Regions from separate parts of the Homo sapiens genome. Here region 2 is linked to region 1. A link is a loop called in an ENCODE intact Hi-C map of the cell type or tissue named here. Cell type or tissue: PC-3. All regions are shown on one strand.

Region 1 (2,500 bases):
AATTGCTTGAACCTGGGAGGCAGAGGATGCAGTGAGCCAAGATCGTGCCATTGCACTCCAGCCTGGGTGACAGAGTCAGACCCTGCCTCAAAAAAAAAAAAAAAAAGTATGTTTGGATTATTAGACACAATCCTTAAGATGGGGTTGGCAAACTATGACCTGTGGGCCATATCCAGTCCACTGCCTGGTTTTGTAAATAAGGTTTTATTTGAACACAGCCGTGCCCATTTGTTTATGTATTATCTATGGCTACTGTATGCTATGGCAGGATTGAAGGCTGCGAAGGAGACAGCATGACCTATAAAGTCTAAATTATTTACATTCTGGGCCTTTACAGAAAATGTTTGCCAACCCATGATCTAAGACCCCTTTCTTTTACCCATCATTCAGATAAACCGTTATGTGTGTGTTTCTCCTCTTCCCCTTCCTCTTTCCACTCTCCCTAATCCTGCAAGCACTGTTTTCTTGCCCTCCTTTCTGCTATCAAAGCATAAGGAACAGTACTCAGGCCATTCTGGAGAAATAGGTGTCTCTTCTAATCCATCTCACAATAAATTTCTGGGGATTTGCAAATCCTTGTTGATGATTCCTTTTGGGATCTGACCACACATTTCGGGTGGACTGGGGTCATCAGTGGAGTCCTGGATCCTCGTCCCGGGCCTGCCACTACAGAACTAGGTGGCTCTGGCAGGTTCCTTTCCTTCCAGTGCCTAGATGTTCCTATGTATGTAACGTGACCTCTGAGATTCTGTGATCTCTCCAATCACCATAATGTCTCTTCACGACTGTCTCCCCCTTTCTCTGTGTAGACTCTTTACTCAGGGAAGAGTCACTTCACGACTATTTCCCCCTTTCTCTGTGTAGACTGTTTACTCAGGGAAGATTGAAGTAGACTGGTTAAGATATGCAGGTCTGGAGCCAAACAGACCTGAGTTTGATTCTGACACTACCACTTACAATGAGACCTTGGGCGAGTTACTCAGCCTCCTCATTCAGTCAAAAAACACATATTGTGCACCTGTGAGATGCCAGGCTGTGTTCTGACCATTTTAATGATGCCTGATTTTTTTTGGCTTAAGGTATTAAGTGGGATGATACATGGAAAGTACCAGGCACAGAGTGGTTGCTCAGTAAATGGTAGTTATGACCATGATGATGGCTCCCTGCTAATCCAAGTTCATGCCTGGGAAAATTCTAAACATTACCACTAGGTGGCACCATAGCTCCTCTCCGCTTCCTAGCTCATACCTGCACTTAACAGGGGCGTTCAAGTCCTTCCTGCATTGTAGTGGGTCGCTGGGAGGCTCTCGGTACCTCCCGGAGGGAAATGTGCCTATTCGTCAGGAGACGAATATGGTCTCATGAGTCTCTGGGGAGAGAGAGGCAATGAAGAAGGCGATGGTTGACATTGGCCCTCTCTAAAGGTCTACCAAGAATGTTCAACTATTCTTCACAGGGAGGGTTTTTGTTTTTTGTTTTTGTTTTTGTTTTTGAAACAGAGTTTCACTCTTATCACCCAGGCTGAAGTGCACTGGCGCGATCTCGGCTCACTGCAACCTCTGCCTCCCGGGTTCAAGCGATTCTCCTGCCTCAGCCTCCCCAGTAGCTGGGATTACAGGCATGCGCCACCACGCCCGGCTAATTTTTGTATTTTTAGTAGAGATGGGGTTTCTCCATGTTGGCCAGGCTGGTCTCGAACTACTGACCTCAGATTATCTGCCTGCCTCGGCCTGCCAAAGTGGTGGGATTACAGACATGAGCCACCACGCCTGGCCTGATTTTATTTAAAAGCTGCAAATGTATAGATTACTTTTTTAAAAAGTGTTAAATTGGCCGGGCGCGGTGGCTCACACCTGTAATCCCAGCACTTTGGGAGGCCAAGGCGGGTGGATCACCTAAGGCCAGGCGTTCGAGACCAGGCTGGCCAAAATGGTGAAACCCCGTCTCTACTAAAAGTACAAAAATTAACCGGGCACGGTGGCAGGTGCCTATAATCCCAGCTACTCAGGAGGCTGAGGTAGGAGAATTGCTTGAACTCAGGAGGTGGAGGTTACAGTAAGCTGAGATCATGCCATTGCACTCCAGCCTGGGCGACAGAGCAAGAATCTGTCTCAAAAAAAATAAATAAATAAGTGTTAAATATTCTTTATTTGCTATTACACATAAATCACACCAGAATCTCTTTCAATAAGTAAAAGGGATTTTATTTTATTTTTATTTTGTCTATTTTTTGAGACAGGGTCATCCAGGCTGGAGTGCAGTGGTGCAATCACAGCTCACTGCAGCCTTGACTTCCCGGGCTCAGGCAATCCTGCCTCAGCCTTCCGAGCAACTGGGGCCACAGGCATGCGCCACCACACCCAGCTAATTTTTTTATTATCTGTGGAAGCAGGGTCTCCCTATGTTGCCCAGGCTGGTCTTGAACTCTTAGGCTCAAGTGACCCTCCCACCTGGGCCTTACAAATTTCTGGGACTATCAGTGTGAGCCACCATTCTCAGC
Region 2 (2,500 bases), 84 kb before region 1:
GGAGTGCCGGCTCCCAGGGCCACTAGGCCCAGGCCTGCGCGAGGAGGGAGCGCGCGCCTCCCTCCACCCACCCGGTCCTCGCCCCTAACCCGCTCTCCGGCCCACACTCACCTGCCTGGCTGCAAGCGCCGTCCCGGGCCAGGCAGTCAGGTTTCCATCCCCAGTGCGGCGCGCTCCGATGCCGTCATCGGGACCCCCGCCCCCCAAACCAGCCCCCCCCTCACCCGCAACTCCGCCCGCCGGGGCGCTCGGGGGCGGAGGCGCGAGCCGGTCGGCGTCGCGGAGTCGGCCCGCAGACAGGGCGGGCGGGGCCCGTGCTCAAGGGCTGGGCCTGGAGAGTGTGCAGCATCCTCATGATGGCATCGCCTTATTTTCTAGAATTTGTCTCCAAACTGGACTCCAGACCATCCTGTCCTCAGCCCCGAGTCACCTTCATCCCCGGTCTCTGTTTTCCACTCCCAGTCCCAAACCACGCCTCCTGCACGCCACTCACACAGCCGGCAGAAACTTTAATCTCCCCACGTTTAAAAAAGTTTTCTCAGTTATAAGACTCTCTTTTTCTCACATTTTAGCATTCCTAAAATTGAGTTCCATCTTACACTCATTGTCAAGGGAAACTTGGCACCAGGAGGGGCAGGAGAGGTGATCTGGGGGTGTCCACGGCAGCCTCAAAGAGATGGTTGGTGTCTTCACCTCTGAGACCTCTGATCCATTGTTTGCACTGGAAGCACCATGAATGGGTGAATTTTAAAATCTGAAAACATATTTGTCACTTAAAACGCCATTAGAAAAAGTAAACTCCAGTGTAGTTTCTAGTGAAATTTTATTATGTATATAGAAGATTACCTGTCATAGACAGGCAACATAATTAAAGGCCATAGAAATTGCCAGGCTCGTCAGATAGATCTATATTAGGAAACCCTCAGCCTCCAGTAACAGAAACCACAATTTGAAGTGGCTTGAACCATAAGGTCATGTGTTATCTCGGGGAACAGTGAAACCCAGAGGGATGAGGGCTCCTGGGCAGGTTGAGTCAGTGGCAACATTACCAAGGAGGTGGCCTTTTTAACTCTTTTTTTTTTTTTGCCATCAACTTCAGACACAAAACGTCCAGAGGAAGAAGACAGCAGTGTGTGGTGAAGCATGCCCTTTGGATCAAGAGCACTCCAAGCTGATTTCCTTCCCATTCCATGTACCACACAGCTTAGGCCTGTCCACCCCCAAACTAATCACTGTCAAGGGGATGGAACTACCATGATTGGCTTGCAATACCAGTGTGAGACAGCGTGGATATAGGAAAGTCATCCACAATCTCCACAACCACATCCTCGAAGCTTCATAGAGGAGAGGCTGGCCAACTGATTCGTGTATCACAAAGGACCATGATTCAGGTACCAAGCATCTATCTGTCAGATGCCAGGAGCTGTGCCATTTCCTCCAATAGACAATTCAATTAAGGAGAAACTAAAACCTCGAGCAATTGGAAAGAGCACATGAAACCCCAGTGTTCTTTGACATGCTGTAGAATGACACTGTTGTTCCCAAATATTCTAAATCAATTGGGGTCCTGAACAAGAACAACACAGAGCAGCCTGCCGCCGTGATGCCCAAAGAGAATCATTTTAGACCCTGAAAATGTGAAGAAGCTGAAAACTGAACTTGGATTTTCATATGTGTAAAATGTAATAAAAGGTGATGATGATTAATGAAACATCATGCTTTAAGAGGTACAATTCTGGGCCAGCCAAGGTGGCTCATGCCTGTAAACCCATCACTCTAGGAGGCTGAGGCAGGCAGATCCCTTCAGCCCAGGAGTTTGAGACCAACCTGGGCAATAGGGCAAAGCTGTTTCCACAAAAAATGCAAAACATAGGCAGGCGTAGTGGCATGGGCCTATAGTCCCAGCTACTTGGGAGGTTGAAGTAGGAAGATACACTGGCTTGAGCCTGGGAGGTGGAGGTTGCAGTGAGCCGAGATGGTGCCACTGCACTCCAACCTGTGTGAGAGAGTGAGACCCTGTCTCAAAAAAAAAAAAAAAAAAAGAGAGAGAGACAGAGGTACAATTCTAATTACAATTATAGTAATTAAATTGTAGAGAAAATAAAAACTTTCATGTTACAATAAATTTTTAAAGAATTTCATGATGGTGGAACTATCAATGTTCATGATTTTAGAAAGATTTATCTTTTTTCTTGCTCTTTCTGGTGGATGTGCAGTGTTTTTCTGTGTATCAGTAGCACTCATATGCAACAATCTGGTGTGTACCCGAGTGTCCAAATTGTGGCCTTTATCACTATTTTCCATTAAAAGTAGCTGATTCCATGTATTAGGGTAAGAACTGGAATAATTATTTTGTGGTCAAAAAATTCAGATGCTTTTAAAATGTATACTGTAGGCCTGAAATGACAAAAGCCCCAACTTAAAGGGGTTCTTACCAGCCAACTTGTGACATCATGAGCTTCAGAAGAGCAAAGAATAATTATAGTTACTTGAAACAAAT

What was found. A loop is a pair of places that touch in the nucleus more often than their neighbours do. Peaks named below come from ENCODE experiments on the same cell type or tissue, not always from the same donor. Only the 100,000 strongest peaks of a DNase experiment are listed, where the experiment ranks them.
Region 2: it touches region 1 in a loop (3-fold over the local background); 38 of 110 quality-filtered maps call a loop at or near these places.

What each region holds. Positions count from the first base shown.
Region 1 is chr15:89,739,027-89,741,526 of GRCh38, forward strand. The region is part of intron 16 of WDR93 (WD repeat domain 93); the gene reads left to right. It also overlaps a transcript of MESP1 not described here. Among named protein-coding and RNA genes, the nearest start is that of MESP1, 11 kb to the right of the region's middle. In PC-3, CTCF peaks have their summits at 1,209 (motif pointing right) and 1,410; a DNase peak (open chromatin) is centred at 1,235.
Region 2 is chr15:89,655,288-89,657,787 of GRCh38, forward strand. KIF7 (kinesin family member 7) reads right to left here and starts at 180. Exons shown (of 19, transcript NM_198525.3): 1 at 112-180. RefSeq lists silencers at 218-357, 791-1,085. In PC-3, no CTCF peak of the experiment used is centred here; a DNase peak (open chromatin) is centred at 1,344; H3K4me3 peaks cover 638 bases; H3K27ac peaks cover 1 bases.